3 separate regions of the Homo sapiens genome follow, and regions 2 and 3 are each linked to region 1. The links are chromatin contacts, found by Hi-C or POLR2A ChIA-PET in ENCODE. All regions are on one chromosome and are shown on one strand. Each heading gives the region's core, a stretch centred on a gene start or an enhancer-like site at or near the end of the contact. The rest is flanking DNA. Distances are from core to core; before and after follow the strand shown. Region 1 overlaps TNRC6B (trinucleotide repeat containing adaptor 6B). Region 2 overlaps GRAP2 (GRB2 related adaptor protein 2). Region 3 overlaps GRAP2 (GRB2 related adaptor protein 2).

The links. Hi-C counts contacts between places; a loop is a spot of excess contacts on that map. ChIA-PET counts read pairs that join two places held with the same protein, here RNA polymerase II (POLR2A). Pooled maps may share reads with other maps.
Region 2: POLR2A ChIA-PET joins it to region 1 with 16 read pairs in activated naive CD4-positive, alpha-beta T cell. The contact joins two enhancer-like sites. A Hi-C loop is called at or near these places in 2 of 37 single-sample maps with no recorded cell type and 2 of 50 pooled maps. POLR2A ChIA-PET finds 5 or more read pairs at or near these places in 2 of 52 experiments (activated naive CD4-positive, alpha-beta T cell and naive thymus-derived CD8-positive, alpha-beta T cell).
Region 3: a loop to region 1 is called in a pooled map, with 2.0 times the contacts of the local background. The contact joins two enhancer-like sites. A Hi-C loop is called at or near these places in 2 of 50 pooled maps. POLR2A ChIA-PET finds 5 or more read pairs at or near these places in 4 of 52 experiments (CD8-positive, alpha-beta T cell, PC-3, Panc1 and 1 more).

What each region holds. Positions count from the first base shown.
Region 1 is chr22:40,322,460-40,326,550 of GRCh38, reverse strand. It overlaps TNRC6B (trinucleotide repeat containing adaptor 6B), which reads right to left. Exons shown (of 23, transcript NM_001162501.2): 23 at 1-3,697. The coding sequence ends at 3,310. Among named protein-coding and RNA genes, the nearest start is that of ADSL, 22 kb to the left of the region's middle. Within about 2 kb of position 2,395, at least 6 of the 41 ENCODE cell types and tissues checked have a DNase peak (open chromatin) inside an H3K27ac peak, as active enhancers do; they include CD8-positive, alpha-beta T cell, where a contact is called at or near this core.
Region 2 is chr22:39,949,964-39,954,172 of GRCh38, reverse strand. The region is part of intron 2 of GRAP2 (GRB2 related adaptor protein 2); the gene reads right to left. Among named protein-coding and RNA genes, the nearest start is that of TMA7B, 8.3 kb to the left of the region's middle. RefSeq lists a silencer at 2,193-2,252 and enhancers at 2,353-2,522, 3,287-3,526. Within about 2 kb of position 2,457, at least 4 of the 41 ENCODE cell types and tissues checked have a DNase peak (open chromatin) inside an H3K27ac peak, as active enhancers do.
Region 3 is chr22:39,917,723-39,921,703 of GRCh38, reverse strand. All of the region lies in intron 1 of GRAP2 (GRB2 related adaptor protein 2), which reads right to left. Among named protein-coding and RNA genes, the nearest start is that of GRAP2, 19 kb to the right of the region's middle. RefSeq lists an enhancer at 577-626. Within about 2 kb of position 1,308, at least 3 of the 41 ENCODE cell types and tissues checked have a DNase peak (open chromatin) inside an H3K27ac peak, as active enhancers do; they include CD8-positive, alpha-beta T cell, where a contact is called at or near this core.

The DNA.
Region 1 (4,091 bases), core at 1,146-3,645:
CAAAGTGATGGCATTCTCATCTATATACACCAAACACTCTCCCATTAAACTACACACAATTTCAAAAGAATCCATGATCGAGCTCTTACAAAGCTTAATCCTTCTCCCATATTTTTAAGATAATGAATTTACCTGTTGCTGCTAAATTGATAATTTTTAAAAAATATTTCTATGTGTTTTAAAATGTGTGATCCCCAGTATGACAATAATGTTTGGAGACTTTTCTTTTTACATTTTTTTAAGTAAAAATTGTTTAAACTTTCTGAAGTTTCAGGAACTTGTAAAAGTTTATTAACAGGAAAGAAACAGCCATCTCTCTAGGATAAGATATGGTTAAATAAACCATCTTCAAAAAACTGGCTTCCTACCCTAGAATTCCTGAGAATGCTTGCAAATTTTAAAGCAGGAAAACAAATGTTAAAAACAGAAACAAAAAACACTGTTAAATGCTCCCAGAGTTAGTCTTCATCTAAAATATATATTTATATGTATATATATACGCACTTTTTGGTCTTTTTTTTTTAAAGTTTTTAGTTTTTTTCCCTTTAAGCTTATGATGGAAGAACATTTTAGCTTCTCATGTTTATTTTTACATATTTCAAATCCCTCATTATGTCTTGTAAACAAGAGGGGCTCTAGCACCCGGCTTTCACCGTAGTATCGTAAGGAACTCAACTAACCCATAGTGCAGGTCAAGGAACCAACAGGCAGGAGGAGAGGAGGGTGGGGCAGGACACAGCAGTGAACCAAGAGCGGCAGTGGACAGGGTCGCCACTGGCTCGCAGGAGCCTTGGGATATGCTCCTGGCCCAGGGACACTAAGATTTAACCTTCTCTAGATGTCTGAATACAAGCTGCTCTTCACCTGGTGGTCACCGCACGACAGCACTTTGCTCCACACAGAGAGCGGTCAGTGGGGGCTGCTGGAAGCAGAGCTTTTGCATGGGGAACAGTGGTGGAAGGGGCACGGTGGTGATTCAAATTGCAGAGCAGGAAGAGGGCATGCTCAAGGCACCCAGCGGGGCCACGTCAATGCTGCAGATGCCAAGTGTGACCACCTACCCACAGAGGGCTCATGCAGGCTTGTATATGTGAACACTCACTTGAGTCATGCCTGTCAATCTCTTTTGAGGCTAGGTTTATAATCAACAGGGTAAGCCAGAAGGGCTACAGAATTTCCCATTCTTTGTCTCACAAAACCACTGAAATGCAAATAACTTGTTTTAGGCTTTTCCTATACACACCCACCCACCCACCTACACACAGACACAAGCTAAAAAGTCAAATACATTAGGCATTGTTGTATTGTATCCTTCACTGAAGACGCTAAAGAAAGAAAAACTCCCTTGTCCTCAATAGCAGCAAGTTACAGAGGACAGTAGAGGTCTGCTCCCACCAAGGGTTGGAATGGGCAGGTATTTGCTGGTACAAAATGTCGGCACTTTATGTTAAACAGCATAATGCAGACTGGGATGTCCACACAAGTGCTAGCACGTCACCGGCATCCATCCCCCCACCCTATCTGGTTTTTCGCCCCCTTCAGGTCTGCTATAATTCTCTTCACAATAAGCAGTTTGATACATTTTGATTCCGACATAAGTACATACATGTTGGTGATAACTGTAGATTAAACGTTGACCCCTGTTCGGCCCAGAGTACTACTACATTGATGCTTAAAAAAAAAAAAAAGTATTTAAATACCGAAATTAAAAAAGCAAAATTACAAGGTGGGGGGAAGAGGTCAAAAATCAAAAAAAGGTGCAATACTTAAAAGTCTTCGCTAAGTTATACCTGCCTAAGCAAAACCACATACACAGGAAATACACAACACAGAGAAACAAAAGGAAACGCTTGAAGTACACACTGGTTTAAGAACATTCGTTAAGTAAACGTTTCTGTCAGTGATGGCCTGGTGCTGTAACGCGCCACGGCCTGGCACAGGTAACGCTCGGCGAGAAAGGAGCAGAGGGAGTAGCTGCAGATGCTTTCAGGAGGCTGCTCACCACTTATTCTTTTCTGTTTTCATAAAATGAAAAAGAGAACCAACCAACAGAAATATGTAACTCAACTTCACCTAATTTTTTGAAGAATTTCTCAAACCTGATCATAAGGAAAGAGGGAACAAAGTTTCTCTGTTTTTGAGACATCGCATCATCAAAAGTTATCTTCCGTTCCCATTTCAAACTAACGAAAAGGCCTGCATGAAACTTAACAGATACTCAGATGTGCCTGGTGGCCATTCACTTAAAAAAAAAAAAAAACAGAAATAAACACACCGTTGCTCCAAGAGGTACCTCCTGCTCTAGTTTTTTGGACTTGGCAGTGCTCCACTCTACTGCTAGGTCAAAAGAACAGCCAGAGAAACCCCACATTCAGGCTAAGTTGCAAATGGAAAGGAGCTCCCTGCTTTCATCATTAAAAAGCACTCTGTTCATCTTAATGCAGCCCAATGGAGTTGCTTTAGTAGCAGTGGCTCTCCGGGCCTGTGTGTTCTCATAGTTAAAAAAATAAAATAAAAAGCAGATGGGCCGGCCAGCCAGCCTGCAGACTGTCAGCGATGCAGCTTTCTGAGAAGTCAGGGTGGGGCAGGGGAGAAGGGAAGAACACAGGCACACACACAGAGACAGAGAAGGATGCACGCGAATGCACATGAACACACGTGCACACACACACCAGAACGAGCATGCCTGGGCAGTTACATGTGCCAGAACACACTGGTATTTATCAACCAGCCAATCACAAATTTTTTCCTTTTTTTTTTTTTTAGGTTTTTTGTGTTTTTGTTTTTAAAGTGAGGCTCCGTCAAGTCTTCCCTCCCCCCTCCCCCAACAATTCTTTTGAATTTCCCTCCCTCCCAAACATGGTAGACCTAAGGACGGAAACACACCCAGTGCAAACAAAGTTAAAAAGCTATTTTTTTTCAGTATATATGTTTCTTAGCAACAACTTCCATATAACATGAAAAAAGTGAAAAACTAGAAACTAATTTTTTTAATTTTTTTGTGTTTAAATTTAAATGGTATGTGTACTTGCTTCACATTGTCTTTCTAGGTTGGCGTTCATGATTCAAGTATTTCAAGAGTGATATGTTCTCTTTTTGGATTCATATTCCAAACGAAAAAACTGAAGTTATAAGGGAGGCAACTATGTGCTCAGACAGTCTGTCAATGACCCACCTTTTTTTCTCTCCGTTTTCTTTTTTCCTTTTAAAAATGTATTTATTGCAAGTTGAAAAAAAAAACGAAAAGGTCAAGTTAGTGCTGCTGCTGTTCCAAAAAAGGTCACGAGGTCAGAGTTGAAAGTTCTAAGTTCAGATTGAATCCGACCCTCCTCCCAGAAGGTCACCAGGTAGTAAAGGAGCAGGGCTGCCCATCCTATGGGGATCTTCCACCGTTGGGACTCCCCATAAGCTAGAAGAATAGTTTGGGGGCCCCCACAATGAAGCGCCAGCAAGATCGGCCCCGCTGCTGCCACCAGCGCTGCTGCTCCACTGCCCGAGCCCAGTGGACCCACCAAAAAGATTCAGAGCAGGTCCCACGGGATCTGACTGGTTCTGGCCGGTCTCCAGCGACTGCCACCCCGCAGCTGGCGCACTTGGGGTTGCTGCAGGTGTAGGGGGCTGAGCTTGTGCCAGAAAGCGGCTGACTTCATCATCAGTGGCAAACTCAGCAAGGATGGTAGTGTTTCCCAACACACACCTGGAAGAAGGGAGGGAAAGAGAGCTATGGATCTCAGGAAAATCCTAAAGCATACGGAGGGAGCGACTGCAGTCCTTGACATTCAATGTGCAGTCCTTTGACTAGAAGCTGCCATATCCATGAACGCTTTTTAGAATGCAAAGTCCAAGCTCCACCCAAGACCTCTGGGTCCAGAACTTGTATTTCAACCAGACCGCCAGGTAATTAAGAAGTAATGATGTAAACCAACAAGGCATCACCAAAACTCAGGATAACCAAGGACTACTAGAGAATACTATATTCTGATATTTCTTGGTGTATGGAATTTATATATTCTAGACAACTTAGCTATCAAGAAAAACGTGTGTGTCTGTGGGGGGCTAAGAGGGATGACTGAACTGGCAGAGGACTCTGA
Region 2 (4,209 bases), core at 1,208-3,707, 370 kb after region 1:
AAGAAAGCAGAAATAGATAGAAAAGGCATCCATATGTAGAGGAGAGACCACTTGCCTTGGCAACGAAAGGAGTTACTGAGGCCAAGTCAGATGGCAATGGACTTCCTCCTTCAGCTCTGAGGAGGTGTGGTGTGTTCTGGGAATGAAATGCCTCCAGGTGGCTGGAATGTAGACTGTGAATATCTTGAAATGTAGGGGGAGCCCTTAAAGGATTTTGAGCAGGGAAGTAACAGTAAGAATTAGAGTTCAGAAAGAGCTCTGGCTGGGTGCGATGGCTCATGCCTGTAATCCCAGCACTTTGGGAGGCCCAAGTGGACGATCGCTTGAGCCCAGGAGTTTGAGACCAGCCTGGGCAACAAAGCGAGACCTTGTCTCTATGAAAATAAAAATAAAACTTAGCAAGGCGTGGTGGAAGCGCACCTGTAGTCCCAGCTACTCAGGAGGCTGAAGCGGGAGGAGGGTGTGAGCCCAGGAGTTAAAGGCTGTAGTGAGCTCTGATTGTACCACTGTACTACAGCCTGGACAACAGAGAGAGACTCTGTCTCTAATTAAGAGAGAGCGAGAGAGCGACAGAGCTCTGTATCAGAGATCAGAATGTGAAGATAGATTGCAAGGCTAAAGTCGGCAGAAAAACTGCAGGAAGATGAGCGCAGGCCTCCAGTCAAGAGATGATAGGGCCTAGGCTAAGAGGAGGTGAGGATATATTTTAGAGAAATTCAGGAAGCAAACAGGCAGGATTTCTTGACCAATCTTGGAAGCTAAGGGAGAGGAGGACTCTGGGATGCCACTGGATTTCTGGCTTGGGAGACTGAGTAGGTGGTGACGGCTTTACAGAAATAGAAGATACATGAGAGGAGGCAGGGCTGAGAAAGGGCTCATGGGCTTCAGATTGCATGCGGGTGACTGTGAGTTGAATTCTTCAACTAAGAAGAAAAGCTCAGGGAGCAGCTGGATATGTCAGTCTGGACCCAGGAGAGAGGCTAAGGTTGGGGCTTGGGGTTTCAGAGTCATCAGAAAGTGGGTGGAGTTGAAGTCACAGGGCCCTTGGGCTTCTTTCTCCCAGAAAAGAAGATGGGAAGATAATGGAAAGAACTAAGTGCTTGAGTGGAGATGATGACCTATTTCTAACATCACTCCAAGGTGGAAGGAAGGGGACAGTGTTGTGAGTTGGGAACGAGAAGACCTGGTTTCTAGCTTGGCTCCATCACTAGATATGTGATCTTGGCCAAGTCAATCAGCCATTTGAAAAATGGAGATAATAATAGCCACCTAGCACCTCACAGAGCTGATGTGAGGATCAAATGAGCCCTGGTACCTGAAAGTCCTTCAGAAAGTGTAGACTCTTTTCAAAAAATACAATTCCATCAAATGTGGTATTCTTATGAGGGAGGCCTCCAGCTCTGAATAGGACATGGAAGGGTTTATACGTTCTTTAAAGCATTATGTGTGTATGTTTTGAATTTAGTCATTTATTCTGAAGGAATAAAAGTGTGTCCCATATTTGAGTTTGAGATTGCTGAGAACAGAAAACTTTATAGTTTCTAACATCAAATGTGACTGCTGGTGTCACTAAGGACATGTGGGTATGTGTGTGCTGAGGGGGCAAGGGAGGAAGCAGAAAATCTAGGTCAAAAGAACTAGGAAACCCAGCAGCAGCGCCTCGTAGCCACGTAAAAACACAAGAGCACACTGCACTCCATCCATCGCTTCTGAATTCATGGCATTGGAATTCCTTTCTCCCGTCACATGGGAATGTGGTGTTTGGCCAGGGTAGCAAATGTCACACAGAAAGGGGTAAAAGAGGCCATTTGGAAACTACCTTGTCACCGTAAGAACCACACGTTGAGGCCGGGTGCCATGGCTCACGCTTATAATCCCAGCACTTTGGGAGGCTGAGGCGGGTGGATCACCTAAGGTCAGGAGTTTGAGACCAGCCTGGCCAACATGGCAAAACCTGATCTCTACCATAAAGACAAAAATTAGCCAGGCATGGTGGTGCATGCCTGTAATCTCAGCTACTTGGGAGGCTGAGCCACGAGAATTGCTTGAACCCAGGAGGCGGAGGTTGCAGTGAGCCGAGATTGCGCCATTGCACTCCAGCCTGGGCAACAGAGCAAGACTCTGTCTCAAAAAGAAAAAAAAAAAAAAAAAAACCACACACTTTGTACTTCATTTTCTGACCTGAAAGCAGCTCTGTAATTTTAGTTATCATGCCTCAGACCTCCTCTAGAAACTGAAAGATTATCCCACAATGCCAGCCATTTCTCTCCGCCACCTGGTGCTTGGTCTGCCTAACACTGTGTTTCTAGAGAGGTGAATTTGCAGGCTCTTTACCATGTATAGAAGGTGAGGTTTTTTTTTAAAAAAAATTCTCATTTTCTGCAAAGAAAAGTATTTGAGGGGAGGGGAGATGGTTTCCTCCTGCCGTTGTGGGCCCAGGGCCCCACACTTCCTGTTCTTCTCATCTCTCCATCTGTTCGGTTCCCCCTATCTCGTGTACCCATCGTGTAAACCTGAGCAAGGCGTTCAGCCTGAACACTTGAAGTTTTACTCTTGACTGTTTCTTAATTCTTATAATGTTCCCTAAGAGATGATTTTTTGGGTTACATGGCCTGTGAATAAGTTAGACGTGGGAAGAGAAGGGCCAAATTACGGCTGGAAGAATTTTTAAATTGGATGAAATTGTAGCTTTTAGAAACATAGCAAAAATCTGAAGTATTGAAGAAATGAATTATGTGGAATTAACTCTTAGTGCTTTTAGGTTGCTATTTTAGCAGGAAGAAATGAGGTCGCATTAGCTGCATTACAGAAGGAGACAGAAATGGACTGGGTCAAGAGATATTTTTCAAAGCTACTGGCAAATTTAATGGCAAATTCAAATGTGAGGCTGGTGCTGTGTGTAGCTGCAGGTATGGTGGTTTGTGGCATGAATAGGAAAAAAATCTGATTCCTGAGTTTCCAAATGTTTCCGTCATAGGAGAAGCAGGATCAAGTCATTTGGCAGCGTTTTCCTGTCCACCATCTTGATCTACATGCCGTGTAGATCACCATCTAGTGAGCACCTGCTGATTGCACTTAGGTGCATGAAATATGGAGATAAATAAGCTGGGGCCTCTGCCCCAGGAAACTGATGGTCTGTTGAGGGTGGGTGGCTGCTCAGACTTTTTTGTACCTTTCTAATGAAAACCTCTGTTTAGTCTTTAGCACAAAAGGCCAAACAAGTCAGAGAATCCCAGAAGCGAATTGCTGGGGTAGTCAGGAGCTGGCTTTGAAAGTATTTGTGAGGATCCTGGGTGTGTTACCCATTGAGGAAGGTGGGGGGCAGACATTGCAATCACATGTGGGGAGTCCCAGCCATGGGAACCAATCACCATCCTGTAGACATTCTGTGGGGCTCAGTCAACAAGCCCTCCCCATTTTGCTCTTTACCTGCAATGGACAGAATTTGAAAAGAGGGAGGGGGTTGGCTTTCCAATGGAATTCTAAATGAACAGGAAGAAATGCAATTTAGCAATTCAAGAAATATGTACTGGGCATCTATTTTGGGCCATGACTTGTGTTAGATGCTGTGAAGACACAAAGACGAACCTGGCATTGTGTGCACACGTGCATGACATTGCTCTCAGGGAATGGAGAGGAATTGAAAGTTCATTCATTCGTCAAGTGTCAGGGAGTTCTAGGCACAGCTCTTCTAGACATTGAGGCAGAAACAGCCCCTGCCCTTGCACAGCTTTTGCTAGTGGAGTAGACAACACATAAACGAGCAATTAGGATCCCACGGGGCAAAGGCAGCAATGAGAGGTAGAAATAGAGGGTGCATGAGACCACAGGGTCATGGCCTGCCTATAAATAGCTGCCATGTGAGGCAAAGTCATAAGTGCCTGGAAATGAGTGAAGTTTATGTGAAATGTTGGGGAGGAGCTGAAGAGGGAGTGATTTGTTTCCCTGGGATGGTAGGGAGTGGAGAGGACCAGCGAGGTTTCCATGGTAGAGGAGGTCAAGTATGTGTGTGTAGGAGAGGGGCAATCAGAGTATATAGGGGAGAGGCTGAGAAAGGGCGGTGTATACATTGCAGTGCAACCTGGGGGCGTTACATCTACAAAGATGTCTCTGTGTGGGTGTGTGCACACATGTGTACATGTGCATAATGACACTGGACAGTGGTTTGGGGCCAGATGTTTTCAGTCTCAATCAATTGGTAATTGGAAA
Region 3 (3,981 bases), core at 59-2,558, 400 kb after region 1:
GTGTACTACATCTGGAGATGGTTCAAATAAATGATTAAAACATGTAAAACAGAACCATTAAGTAATCTAGATCATTTACTACAAAAGAGAAACTTGAAGAGACTTAATAATGGTTTTTAATAAAAGATTGTACTCCAAGGATGGCTAAACATCCTCCTTCTCCACAAACACAAAATAAGAAGAAATGAGATGAAAGCGCTTCAAAGATTAAAGTCAAAAACAAAAAGGAATTGAATGGTTTCCTGCCAGGCAGTGTAAACCCATTTCAAGTCACTATTACAGATAACTCACATTCGGAATCAGGCACAGCTCTAAATGCTTGCTATGTATTATGTCATCAATCAATCTAATTTTCATAATGAACCCATGCAAGTTTGTTTTAATTTTATTATTCCCATTGTACAGGTGAGGAAATAGAGGTTCAAGGTGGTTAAGCAGCTAACCCAGGTCACACAGCTGAGAAACCATAGAGCTGAAATTCAAATCCAGGCTGGCTGGCTTGTGAGGTTTTGGTCCGACTTCTAAGCTTCCTGCCTTGCTAGAGGCTGACATAGATGTCAGACCTCTGTCTGGGGATGGAGGCCTGAAGCTAAGCTCAAGAAAGCTCGAGAAGTTCAAGTGGCTAGCTTAAATTTAAACAAGAAAATCCTTGAATATACAAACGATTCTTCATTGCCAGGGCAACCAGCTCTCTTGAGGTCGTTACATCAGATTGTGTGTGTGTGTGTGTGTGTGTGTGTGTGTGTGTGTGTGTGTGTGTCTGTGTAGAGAAGTTAAATACCCATTTTTTGTATTCTTTATTCTGGTGAGCTGGCCTATCAGGTCTTGTCCTGCTAATGAGACAGTAAGTCGTTTTGACTTTTTTTTTGGCTGTCAGGGCATGCACGGTTTCAGCATCCACGTGTGTGTGTGTATTTATAAGACCTGACATGAATCGAGCCATATTTAGATATTATGACTTTACCTCCAGAGTGACGGAACTTACTCTGGGGGTTGGAGAGTCAGCATCTTCTTCCCTGTTATTTTTTCCAAGGCAAGCTTGTTTAGCCTGCCTCTGGGGCACATGAAGTGGGGTCACAGTCAGCACAGAATGGGGGCAGCATGTTCTGCAATTCAAATGCAACTCAAATGCCTGTGCCAAAGAAAGTCAACACTCATCTGATGGGCAGCAGAGAGGGGGCTCGAACACTGAGCTGCACCCCGGCTGCAGGAGGCCTGGAGGCTGGTTCCGGAGAACCAGGCAGCCCAGCAGGAGCCCCGTGAGAAGGGTGGGAATGAGTCACCAGACTTTTCAGGTTGATTGAGGTGATGTCTGTTGATTTTCTTTGAATTTAGATGTGTTATCAGTTCACACATTGGGCATAACGGGAAGAAGATGAGTGAACATTTTCTTGATAGTGCCTGACATTCAGCAGGGTTGTGATAAGATGTGGGGTAAGATATGACTCTGCAAGAATATGCTGGACAGTGTGTGTCCCCTAGCGTGTACCAAAGGAGCGGAGGCAGATGGACCCTCTTGGGAGAAAACAGTGTGACAAGCCCACTCTTTGTTCTCTGACAGACACAAGTTGGCCTGGGTGGATATTTACTATCTTAGGGCAAGGGGAAGAACTGCTAATTTGTCACACATTGTGTTCATGGTCTGGGAAAAGCACTTGCTTTTTTGACATTGGGTCCTCCACTACAACCAGATAGATTCTGAATGCTGTGGTTAAGAGTTAGGGTTTTAGGAGTTCGTATAATCTCTCTGGCCTCAGTTTCCTCATCTTTAAGATGGAAACAACAATGGCACTTATCCCCTTAGATAGGAATAAATAGACTAATACATATCAGGCACTTAAAACAATATATATCCAGCATTAAACTTGTATTTACATGAATGCATGCATCCTTATTTACACAACTTCATATTTATGGGAGGACTTACTCCAATGCTTGCTCAAGATAGATGCTTAGTAAATATTTGTCAAATATTGAAGGAGATAGAAGAATGGATTTAGTGGGGTACTTCTATGGCTATCTGTTCTGACTTCTCAGTAACCTGTAATTCAAGGATAGACAGGTAAAACTGGGTGTTAGATTTAATCTCTATTGAGCAATATTTCAAAAAAGGGGAGTTTTCTGCAATCATACATCTCTGAAGAATAGATGGAAATGGAGATGATGAGTTTGCATGAAGATTGTGAAGGAAATGGCATGAAGAATTGACTTGTCACATGTGAAGGACAGGCAGCAAGGACAATGACTCTAAATAAAATAAAAAACAGGGTCTAATATAATTAGAAACCTTAAAACTGCAAAATATAAGTTATTTGTGAATCTACAAAAATAAATACATACAAAAAACAGGAGTCAAATCTCTGACCTGTATTTACCTTCTCTTGGTTGTTGTAATAATGATAGCTTAGAAATAGAAGTAAAATGAAAAGTATAATGTTTAGGAGCTGGTACAGTATGACAAGAATACCTTAATATTAGATTAAATTATATAAAATCACCACTTTTGGGGTAAAAAATAGGGTCAGCTATTGTCAATATCTTCTATTTATTTTTATTTTTATTTCTTTAGAGACAGGGTCACACTGTGGCCCAGGCTGGAGTGCCGTGGTACAACCCTGGCTCACTGTAGCCTTGAACTCCTGGCCTCAAGTGATTATCCTGGGCCCCAAAAGTGCTGGGATTACAGGCATGAGTCACGGCAGCCAGCCCCCAGATATTGTCAATTTCATATGATTTGATGTAGTATATTTCAGCTAATTGTAGCTAAATCAAAATACTCACAGTGTCTTGCCTTTATTGCCTTTTAACTATGGCCATAAAAATAAATTGGACAATTTTATTTGTCTTAACCTCTTTTACCTCTCAGACTTTGTGCATAGTAGGTACTAAACAACGTTTTGTTAATTGAGTGGTGTTTTTGGTTATCTTCTCTCAAAAGGCAGGACAAAAATTTGCCACACTATCAAATGCTGAGACTGCCCTTAAAATATAATTACCAAAGTGTTCGCTTCACTTCAGTTTTCATGATTTAGATAAATCCTTTTTGTTCCTTGTTTGGGCAGCACTGGGAAGCTAATTAATACATTATTAATATATTGTAGAGGCAAACAAGACTCTGCTTGCTCACACAGCTATGACAATAATAAATTCAGGTCAGAAATATTTTTTCAATTAAGGGAAAATGTTATTATAATGAGAAGTTATTTTTAAACAACAAGACACAACTCAGTGTCGAAACACGGCAGAGACTTACAAATGAGGTGAATGGCAGAGTCAGGCAAGCCCTCTCCTGATGGTTCCAATCATTTAGGGCCCAATATGGACGTCTAAAGTGCCCTGCAATGAACTCGAAATGATAACCTTTTGGGATCCCAGCAATGAAGAACTTCGTTATTATTCGTCTGCGATTTCATAACAGTTGGGATTGGTGCCAAACTTAGGAGCCAGTACTGAAATAGCTGAGCAGGAGGCATGAAATGGTTTTCAATTCAGAAAATAAAGAGCTCCCTCCCCAGTAGAAGAGATGCGGGAATGTTCAGGGAGGAGCGTGAAAAACCCGTGAGTTATAGTACCTCTTTGGGCCTCAGTTTTTCCACACTTTGTTAACTACCTCTTACAGAATATTCATTCTCTGTAACATCTGTTGTTGCAAGGAAAAATCAGATAATGCCTAAAAATGCTATGCATTTCTTGAGGGGGGAAAAAGCTAGAGCCAGAAAATGTATTATTTTGGTTTTGGTTGACCCAGAGATGTGACAGCAGCCACATTACATAAGAAGAGTTCTAAGAAAGCAGAGTTGTCTTCATTTTTTAAACAGAAGAACCACAATCTCCTTTCTGTTTGGATCCTTATACGAATCAAATATGTGAGCAAGAAAGGGCCTACGAAATCACCAATTTTAACTTTCCCCCTAATGCCATTAATTTTTCTTAGAGATATTTTGAGCATGGAGCATGCACAATTCTGCTCAATTTTTGCCA